Linked DNA regions of Mus musculus: region 1 is linked to region 2. The links are chromatin loops, found by intact Hi-C in ENCODE. Cell type or tissue: left cerebral cortex. All regions are shown on one strand. Links, peaks and the distances in the headings refer to the core of each region. The heading gives the core; the rest is flanking DNA.

The links. A loop is a pair of places that touch in the nucleus more often than their neighbours do. Peaks named below come from ENCODE experiments on the same cell type or tissue, not always from the same donor. Only the 100,000 strongest peaks of a DNase experiment are listed, where the experiment ranks them.
Region 1: it touches region 2 in a loop (2.7-fold over the local background); 1 of 42 quality-filtered maps calls a loop at or near these places.

The regions. Positions count from the first base shown.
Region 1 is chr7:110,841,145-110,846,527 of GRCm38, forward strand. It overlaps Rnf141 (ring finger protein 141), which reads right to left and starts at 3,237. Exons shown (of 6, transcript NM_025999.3): 1 at 3,195-3,237. In left cerebral cortex, for the core only: a CTCF peak has its summit at 3,261; DNase peaks (open chromatin) are centred at 3,006 and 3,276; H3K4me3 peaks cover 1,387 bases; H3K27ac peaks cover 1,007 bases.
Region 2 is chr7:111,012,436-111,017,818 of GRCm38, forward strand. No RefSeq gene overlaps it. Among named protein-coding and RNA genes, the nearest start is that of Ctr9, 14 kb to the right of the region's middle. In left cerebral cortex, for the core only: a CTCF peak has its summit at 2,706 (motif pointing left); DNase peaks (open chromatin) are centred at 2,692 and 4,660.

The DNA of each region.
Region 1 (5,383 bases), core at 258-5,257, 170 kb before region 2:
AGAAAACTATACATGTTGTATGGAGATGTCGTCACAAGAAAAATAAGGCCCAGATACTCACTGGACAAAGACAAGTAAATTGTGAAAAGATGACAGGACAATGGAGTTGGAGGTAGGGCTCTTAAGTGTGGGAAAGTATCAAGAAGCAAGCTACTCAGGGAAGTTTGTACTGATTTCTCTTGGCTTTGAGACCTAGCTCTGATTGTAAGATGTCTTCCTTTCTGGTAAAAGGCAGGTACTTTTGCATGACTGCTGCTGCTTCAAAAAGTATTTGTACCTTAAAAGACTTCTCATTCCCAAGTATCTTATTTTAATACCCTACACTACTCATCAAAACCCATCTGAAAAGAAGCCTCTGTTGTTTCTCAAATTAGAAAATGTTGCCTTGTGTCCCTGGTACCCTACCTTGATGGCAAGGTTTATAGTGTGAGGCAGTATATTGTTTTCCTGTAATTGCGCTTAATATCCAGAAAGCTGATTCAGTGACTCACGCCTACCTGAGGGCATGAAACAAAGGTGTCCACACTGGCTAGGAGGGAAGATGCTGCATTTAAGCAACATTAACCATTTCATCACTAGTGTAAAAATATGATTACTTATGGAGCCACTGAGATGAGTATCCACAAAAGCAATCTGCCGAAACCGCTCTTCAGTCACCAGCCTTTTCAGTGTTGTTCATCCATATATGAACAGCACGTATCGTTCAATGAAGTCGCTTTACTCAGTTCCCCCTTGAGTCTTCAGGACACACACCTGTGCTCTTGGGTAGTAGATAAGTATATAGTATTTCTCTAGTCAATATAGAAATACTTTTTTATCATTCATCTAGTATTCTTTTATTAGCTCAATCATTCACACTAACATGACATGGCAGTTAAAATGATATTTATGGATAAAATTGTGAAGTTATCATACACACATGCGTGCGCGCGCGCGCACACACACACACACACACACACACACACACACACACACATCTATCACAGAACAGTAGTATTGCTTACAGATATAATATGTAAACCTGCAAACCACTGGCAATAAGTTTCAGTAAAATACAAGTCTGTGGTCAAGATTCCTCAAAGAGCTGTGACCTCTTCTAGTTAAGACAGAGATGTGCTTCCCAAGAGCAGCCTGAGGGTCTCTGAGAAAGAGCTGTTATTCTGAAACTCACAGGGATATCAAGGATTCCAAGGATGTGCCACATTCTTCAGTGGGTGGCACACACAGTCAATTGCTTCTTTTTCTAACAAATGAGTTGTTGAAGTTCAAGTATTCCTTATAAGAAACACAACTGCATCACTAATAATACTCACCCAAGGAACTCCCTGAAAATGTGAAACATAAGTCATTCAGAAATGACACAGAGGAAAACTGAGCCCATCAAAGTGCAAGACAACTGGGTGAGGGCTGGAGAGTTCAGCTGGGAAAGGACCTCCAGGAAGCACCCGGGCCTCAGTTCTACCCCTGAACTCATGTGAAAGGACAGCGCAGTGGCACACTTGTGATCTTAGTGCCAGGCCGGGTGTGTGTGTGTGCAGGGACAGGAAGATCCCTGGGACTTGCTGGCCACTAGGTGTGTAGTCTATCCAGACCTAAGGCTGACTTCTGGTGTCACATCAGATGACTAGTCAACAATGACTTCGGTATCAAAGGCACCTTTGAAATTTGTTAAATTTTGTACCATCTTCCATCTTAGTAATACATACTAAGTTCTACAATTGGGGCTCGAATGACACTACTTAACTTATTATTCACTATTTATACAAACTCTAAGTTTATACAGATATCCAATGATTAGGCTGGTCAGAGTCGGTATAGAATCTAGAATGCCTGTTCTGGGGTCAAAGGTATTAAGGAGGAGAAATAAAACTAAAGAAATCTCAATAAAATAAAATAAAACCTGAAAACCTATAAACAAACAGAGTACTGAGTAAGTGCTGGAGTTCTAATAGCACCAGTTGTTAATTTTCCTTATAGATTATCCATTCATCCTTTCATGGATTCTTGGAAAATTGGCAAGTATTATAGACAGCCTGACAAAGCACACACCAAGTAGTAAGTACACTCTGACTTAGAAAGAAAAATATTCTCTTTGCACCTTCTCTACCTTTTTAGAAAGAGAAATCAACTTCCTCTAGTTAAAAGAATTTAGATATATTCAGAGAATATCTATCCTATATGTCCCTTATATATATGGTTCCCTTACGCCAAATGACAAAGATAACATAGTCTTGAAAAACACAATCATGTTAAGACAGAAACCGAAACCAGCCAGCACAAAAGGGGTAAAACAAAATCCACGCAAGTCCTGAGGGCTCTGAATTCAGAAGGCATTACTTTTCAAGGACAACTATCAGGACCATTGGTCGGGTGACAGTTCAAGCCCAAGTAAAAGTCTAAAGGGTGAATTTCATTCTATAGCAAGCACGGTAAGGGGGTGTGGAAAAGATGGTCTTAGTTTGAGAAGCACGGATTAAAAGCAACTGGGAGTGTTACTGGAGCTACATGTACTCCAGAAGAAGGACAAGAAATGCTGGGCATCAGGAAATGGGGCTGGGTCGGAATATGAAGAATATGAAGGTAGGCTGGAGACAAATTGCAACAACAGTAACCCCACAGTTTTGTAATGAAACTGCACACAGAAGGCAACTTACCCTACAATTATGATTAGCAAGGAAACTTTTTTTTTAATGTCGGTCCTCAAAAGGTAGCAATTAGCTTGACAAGCAAGGGCCCGGGTGCACTGCCGGGGCGGGTTTAGTAGGAGGGCTGGCCGACACCACGGGCCCAGGCTCTCCCTCAGAAGCCTTGCCCTGTGGCCACCCTGCCGCCCTGGCCCCAGCACCCGCCCCTCAGCCCCTCCTTGGCGCACCTGCTCTGCTAACCAACAGCTAAACTGCTCAGTGCGCCAGCGCCAAGATTCAAAACCGCTCGAGCTGATCTCTGAAAGCTCTCCTCAGCACCACCGCGAAGGCGGACCCAGAGTCTCCACCGCCACCGAGAAGGCGGACCCAGAGTCTCCACCCGCCCAGGAATCGGTGCCCAAAGCCCGCAGCCGAGGCCCTGACAAGGGGCCCTAGCTCCTCTGAAGCCCGGTTTCACACCCTGGTGCTGCCCGGGCCTCCACTCCCTACTCCAGGACCGTGGAGTGGCTGGGAAGGGACACAGCGAAGGGGCGGCGCTGCAAGGCTCACCCAGTTCAAGGCATCGCTCTCCTCGCACCAGGGACACCGCCTCGGCTGCTGCTTAGCTAAACCCGCTAGGCGGCAGCGGCGCGGCCCGCAAACCAGTCGCACCTCAGTGACGTAAGGCCACGCCCTCGCGCGTTGCCTGGAGACGGAGCTCCACCCCCCCCTGTTGGCTTTGGAGGTTTTTGTAGCTCAAGGCTGCTGACACACACCTGTAGGCAAAATAGTCACATACATAGAAATCAATAAAATTAAATACTTTTGTAAAAAAGGACAAAAAAATGAAGAGGCAAGTCACAGGCTTTGGAAAAGCAAAATATATTTAACAAAGGACTTCTAATTAGAATACACAATTCTTACCCCTCCCCCCCCCAAAAAAAAAAAAAACAACAACAACAACAAAAAAACCCACAATTTTTTTAAATGGCCAAAGACTAGACTAGCCTTTTAGATTTATGGATAGCAAATAAGCACATGAAATGATGTCTGAGACCATTATGCAAATTAGAAGGGAAGTGAATTATCAATACAATACCACAGTGGCTAAAATGAAAAGAACTGTATTAAATATTGACAAAGATGCTGAACAAATCTGTTCAGATTGTCTGTTGGGGATGTAAAATGATACAATCATTGTGGAACGAGATTGTGGCCATTTCTTTAAAACCTAAGCACAAACATTCCAACCACATAGTCCAGTCATCCTGCTTCTAGAATAGATCCACATGAAGACTAGTACACCAACATCAGATACCTGATGTGGTGGTTTGAATGAAAATGGTCCCCATAGGCCCACAGGGAATGGCACTATTAGGAAGTGTGGCCTTGCTGCAATAGATAAGGCTTTGTTGGAGAAAATATGTCACTAGGGGTGGGCTTTGAGTTTTCAGATGCGTAGGTCAGACCCAGTGTCACTCTCTCTTCCTGCTGCCTGCTGATCCAGATGTAGAACTCTCAGCTACCTCTCCAGCATGTCTGCCTGTGTGCTGCCATGCTTCCCACCATGACTATTATGGACTAAACCACGGAATTCTAAGTCAGCCCCAATGAATTGTTTTCCTTTATACGAGTTTCTCTGATCATGGTGTCTCTTCACAGCAGTAGAAACCCTATGACAACATATCAACAGGTGAATGGAAAACAACTGAAATAAAGTCACACAATGGAATATTACTCAGCAATAATAAAGAATACATGATTGACACACTTAACAATGTGGATGAGCCTGAAATACTTAGGCTGAAAGAAGATAGACCTTCCAAAAAAATTTTCTAGAATAGCCCCCGCCCCCAGGAATCTTTAGTGGCAAAATCAGATCAGTGGTTGCTTAGCGGGTGGTGTCAGGTAGGAAACACTACAGTGTTAGAATGGGAACTAGAGGTGGCTGACTCAACGGTAAAACACTTGCCTAGCATGTTTAAGCCTTGGCTCAGACTCAAACACAAGTCCTCCAAACCTTCAAAGGGTAAGAAGAAACATTTTAGGGTATTGGCTATGTTCACTGTCTTAGAGCATGACACCACAGACATGAATGTAATATGAAAACTTCTCAAATTGTACACCTTACTCATATATAGTTTAGTATATGCCAACTACATTCCCAAAAAGTTATGGGGTAAAGATGTAGCTGCTTCATGTTTTAAAGGTTCATATCTTTGTCTAACCTGAGCCCAGTCAGAAAAAAAATAGTCTCCATAAAGCACAGTTTTATAAAGTGGGACCTGTATTCCTTTTTATAGTGAGCACCACAAAGACTGAAATAAAGGAGAGATTGCAAGACCAAGGTGATATAACGTGGTAGTTATATTAAAATAATTAATGACCAGTCTAGGCAGCCGCTGCTTAGCATAACAAGTTCCTTTTTATGTTTGCATAAACATAATGAAGAACCCAGATGGTAAACAAAATAAGATCACTATTTTATTAAATAGTGTTACCTAAACATATGTCTTAGTCACTTTCTGTTGCTGTGAAGAGACACCATGACCATGGCAGCTCTTATGAAAGAAAGGATTTAACTAGGGGGTGGCTTACAGGGTCAGAGGCTTAGTCCATCATCGTCATGGCAGGGAGCATGAGGGCGTGTATGATGCAGAGGAAGTAGCTACATCCTGACCCACAGGCTGAGGAGAAACCCTGGGCCTGGAGTGGGCTTTTGAAACCTCAAAGCTTCAAACTTCAAACCAGTGGCACAT
Region 2 (5,383 bases), core at 309-5,308:
AAGTCTACATGGCCAGTTCCTATGCTGCAGGCCCACACCCCAAAGGAGCTGTTGTCTTTTCTCTTCTCTTTTGCGTGTGCGTGTGTGTGTGTGTGTTTTCATGTGATGGGTGTTCGTGTGGGTGGGTGTTCCTGTGTTGTGTTCATGTATGTGGTGTGTGTTCGTGTAGGTGGGTGTTCATATGTGTGCTCATGTATGTGTTCCTGTGTTAGGTTCATGTATGTGTGTGCTTGTGTATGTGCGTTCATGTAGGAGGGTGTTCATGTGAGTGGGTAAGTGTTCATGTAAGTGTGGATTCATGTGAGTGTACGTGTGTGTGCACATGAATATGGAGGTCAAAGTACAGTCTCAGGTGTCATCTTGTAGGCAGAACCATCAGTTTTTTGTTTTTAAGGTTTGTTCATTTGTATTTTATGTGTATGAGTGTTTTGCCTGTATGTCTATGAATACACCTGGTGTTTGCAGTACCTAAGATGGCAAGAGGGGGGTGCTGAATCTCCTGGGGCTGAAGTTCCAGGTAGCTGAGAGCTGTAGCATGGGTGCTGGGAATCAAACCAGATCCTCTGAGGCACTGAGCCATTTCTCTAGCCTCCATCATGATTTTTAAGAATAGGTCTTTCACTGAGACCTGGGGCTGGCCTGGTGGCCTAGGCCTGTCCCAGTGTCCCCAGAGTTGGATTACACAAGTGCACTACCACATTCAGCTCTTTTGTATTTAACTATGGTCCTGGGGATCAGCCTCAGGTCCTCGTGTTTTGAGCACTTTATCGGGCGAGCCCCAGCCCCAGCCCCAGCCCCAGCCCCAGCCCCAGCCCAGAACTGGCTTTCTAAGGTCCACCTTGCCTGTCCTACTCACCACAATGAGAACCTACTATAAGGCCCTCTTCCCTGCTTCCTCCACCACTCTGGTGAAAGTCAGATAAAGTCAGATACAAGAACTTTTGAGGTCTTAGTTCTTCATTACCCTTTTCTCCTCCAAAGAGCCTACCCAAAGCAGATCACATGAACAGTCTGAGTTCAATCAAGGCCGTTCCCTCCTGGAGAGGCACCCACAAGCTTTTGAGCCAAAGAACCCTAGACGGGAGGCTGAGCTCCACTCTGTGTTGAGCAGAAGGCATCCTCTCTGAGACATCTTCATAATCCATCTTCCAAGCAGGGTAAGTAATGCTCACCCTCAGAGTGGCTAGAGAGATTGGAGGGAGGAGCAGGGTGACAGCAAAGATTTTCCGCCCTCCAAATCCAAAGGCACTGGCCTGACTCTCATCTCGGCCTCTACAAAATATTAAGATCCACTTAGAGAGCCAGTCTTCCCCAGGGTTTGAATTGTGTCACTCTCTTTAGAAGAGAGAGAGAGAGAGGCTGCCATCCATCCTGGTTTAAGCACAACTGTCTTCTCCTACATGAAGTTCCATGAACTGCACACAGTGCCTTGTGGTCACACTAAGGATCAAGAGACCAAAAGGAAAGGAGGGAAAGCAGAGGCTGGGCCTGTTCCCGGCCTTCATCAAGAGCTCCGACGGGAGCTGCTTCTCACTGAGAATCCTGGATATAAGAAACAGAAAAGCCCAATATGAACGAATTAAAGACACACGGCAATGTGGTATCAGAACCTAAAGTCGAGAGGTGGCATAGGCTGTCCCAAGGCTCCAAATACTGGGGTGGTGGAAAACCACTGCCAGCTCTGTCTGCAAGCCTCTTGTCTGCACATCTCCATCAGCGTTTTCTGACTTGGCCTTTTCTTGGGGGTAACAGAGCAGCAGCCGACAGCTTCCACAGCTACTTCCTCCCTCATTCACTCTTAGAACAGCTGCAGCCACCAAGGCGATGTAGAGGGGCTGAGGTTGTGTTGGTACCATTAGCTGAGAGTTGGTTTGATCCTAGACTTAAATCACACTGTTGCTCTCTCTGCACACGGACATGGAGGTGAGAAAGAGGAACTTGGAATGTATCCATAAAACCCACTGCAGAGCCCCACCCCCTGGTGTGTTAGACTGTGAGTTAGTATGTATGCATGATAGGTCGTGGGTAGCAGGTGTATGCCTTTGAGCACATGAGTGAATGTTACATGGATGATATGTGCACATAAGTACATGCACGTGGCTTGTGGATTTATGTTGTGGTTCACATTTATGCAAAGTGTGTGAATTGAGAAACCAAAATCAGTTTCCATGCAAGACCTTGCACTCTGGTCACTGCTGCTGTGGCCTCGATGGCCCCCAATGACCTGCTGCAAAATCCCCTTCCCCAGCAGCACCTGTGACAGGTTGGACATATAAAACAAACACTAAAACCTGCTGAAAGAGAGAGAGAGAGAGAGAGAGAGAGAGAGAGAGAGAGAGAGAGAGAGAAGGAAAACTAGTTTAGAGAACGAAAGAAAGTTATTTCCAACCATGTATGTCCTGGGACCAGCACTTTAACCCTTCCTAGCTCCCTGCCTGGCTGAAGCAAAAAGGGCCCCAAATCCCACTTGTAGTCACTACATCCAAGTGTGAGGCAGCCCCGTTGTCACATCCACCTCCACCCGTCTTCCCACCTTATTTTTCTTTTTCCCAGGGACCCACAGGAAGACACTGGCACTCAGTGCTGTATCAGCAGATCTCAACACTCTGTCTTGACTCTTGTAAGCACCAAGTTCAGCTGAGATCTAGAGAAGCCCATGCAATGGCCGGAAGTCCCTGCTTTGCATGGCCCTCTGCTGCCCCCTGCTGGACTATACAGCCTCTGGCTCCCCAGCAACTACCCATTCATCGACCCTAAAACAAGGCTCACCAACACTTCACCCACCCAACACTACTCACTATGCTGGATCCTGTGAAAAGTCACCTTTCTTTTTTTTTTTTTTTTATTACGTATTTTCCTCAATTACATTTCCAATGCTATCCCAAAAGTCCCCCACACCCTCCCCCACCCCCACTCCCCTACCCACCCATTCCCAATTTTTTGGCCCTGGCGTTCCCCTGTACTGGGGCATATAAAGTTTGCCTGTCCAATGGGCCTCTCTTTCCAGTGATGGCCGACTAGGCCATCTTTTGATACATATGCAGCTAGAGTCAAGAGCTCTGGGGTACTAGTGAAAAGTCACCTTCTTGTTCCAAGGATCCTGTCCTTGATTTGTTTCTAAAAAAACCAAAAAGGTAAAGATGGGGTAAGGCTACTTTACAGAGTCACAGTCGAGTTAAAGAGTGTAGCCATTCCTGAATCAAACTTACTGTATGCCTGCTGTTTGCTAGATACTATGTCAGAACCAAGGAAAGGAAAGAAACAAAAAAAGGAACAATCCTTGGTGCTTCTTGCCCTGAATCAACACAGCAGTGAGTCAGGCTGACAATTAAAAAAACAAACAGACCTGCAGTGGGGTGGGAGGGTAAGGGGGCACTGGACAGGGAGAGGCAAGGAGCCAGGAGAGATGAAGCCAGAAGCGCATTGGGGCCAGGCTGTCCTGTAAAAGCACAGGAGGCCACAGAAGGCTGCAAAGGAAGACTGGGAGATGGTGCCTGTCCCTCTTTCTGCCCGCCCCTGGTGGACCCCTCCAGGCTCTGGGAACCGGCATCCCTCAGGGTCTGTCTCCTGCTCTTTTCTGTCTACATTTCTTGCCCCATTGTCGTGATTCTAAACAAGATCTGTATGGTGGCTGGTGTCTCCGTGTAGACCTCTCTGCAGACTGCAGATGAAATAAACACTTTTCTGCCTACATGTGGGTTTCCTAGGCACCCGCCCTCTTTATTTTAACTTTTTGGTTAGTACACAGAGAGGAATCACACTGTGATGTGTTCATACACATTCCTTGTTTCTCTGCCCCACATACACTGCCCCCCCATGCACAAAGCCCCATTCGCTGGTCCCTTTCCTTCCCACATGGTCCCCATTCTGTGACACTATATTCCATGGTCATCTTCCCACCTTCCATCCTCTTCTCTCATGGTCTCATTTCTTCTTTCATGTCATACACACACACACCATATATACACACAAATTTTTTTCTCTAGATTTTGTTTGTATCAAGTGAAAATACATAGTACTTGTCTTTCTCTGGCTAATTTTGCTTAACACAATGGTCTCTAGTTCCATCTACTTTTCTGAAAATGTCATAATTTCATTCTTTACAACTAAACCTAATCCCACTGTGTATCCGTACATTTCCGTCTCCGTGAACCTGTTGATGGGCGTCAAGGGTGGCTTCACTACCTGGCTGTTGGGACTACAGCAGAGGAAGCCTGGATGTACAAGTGTCTCTGAGGTACAGTGAGCTTTTTAATAAAAACCCAGCCCAGCAAGGTCCCAGCGCCTTTCTCCTGTAACTCACCCCATCTCAGCAAATCCAATACTCTCTGAGATCTTAGAATGTCAATAAGCCCAAATGCGGTGTTAAGTCCTTCAGTGTTCCTTGAGCCACCGGCATTTTAAACACATGTGTTTAGGTGGCTAGGTGAACGGTTCAGAAAGGCTGTGCATGGCAAGGCGCTTCAGGAATTAGCCTCCGTTCCTTCCTGCTCTCACTCTGCACCCAGTCTTGACTTCCCTTCCTTTCTTTCTCCACTGCTCACACAAATGATCAACACCTTCCCGGGCCTGGTCCACACCAGGTGTGGCTCTCTCGGTCCTCCCACCACCCTCCACATGACAGTCAGAATGTCATTGCTATTCTTTGGGAATCTGCAGCTTGTCACACACACCACACCCCCACGCTTCAAATCTAGAGGTTTTACCAAATCTGGCCCACATTGCTAGAGAGATGGCTCAGCTACTAAGAGCACTTGTGGCTCTTACTGTGGATCTGAGTTTGGATGACAGCATCCACACAACAACTCACAATCATCTGTAACTCCAGTCTCAAGGAATGCAACTTTCTTCTAACCTTCCTGGACATAAGGCACATGCATGATACACAAACATACATGCAGGCAAAATACTCATGCACATAAAACAAAATAAATAGTCTAAAAATGCATTTTAATCTAGCCTTCTTTCCAAAACATCTCATCCTTTTTTCCCTGTTTCCCATGCTCATGACACGGGTCCTTCATAGTCCCTTCAAACAGGAACTGGAATTGTCTCCTGCCTTCTCTTCAGGCATGCCACTTCTTTACCCAGGACACTCCTGTCTGCTCTTTATGAAGCTGACTGTGTCTTATTCACCTAGCTAACAAGACCTCCCCTGTCTCCTCTATACCAACTGTCTTCCCATACCAAGATGGACTTTGAAGTTCCAACCAATAAACAGGTTACAGGAAGAAAGTACTAAAGCCAAAGAAAAATCAGCACTCAACCCAAATAGCAGGTGTACTGTACAGGGAAAGTGTCAAAACAGGGCTAAGGAGGGGTGGGGTGCCATCGCCAAAGCCCAGCCCAGCCCTGAGTAGCCTCCACTGTTCAGAACCTAGAG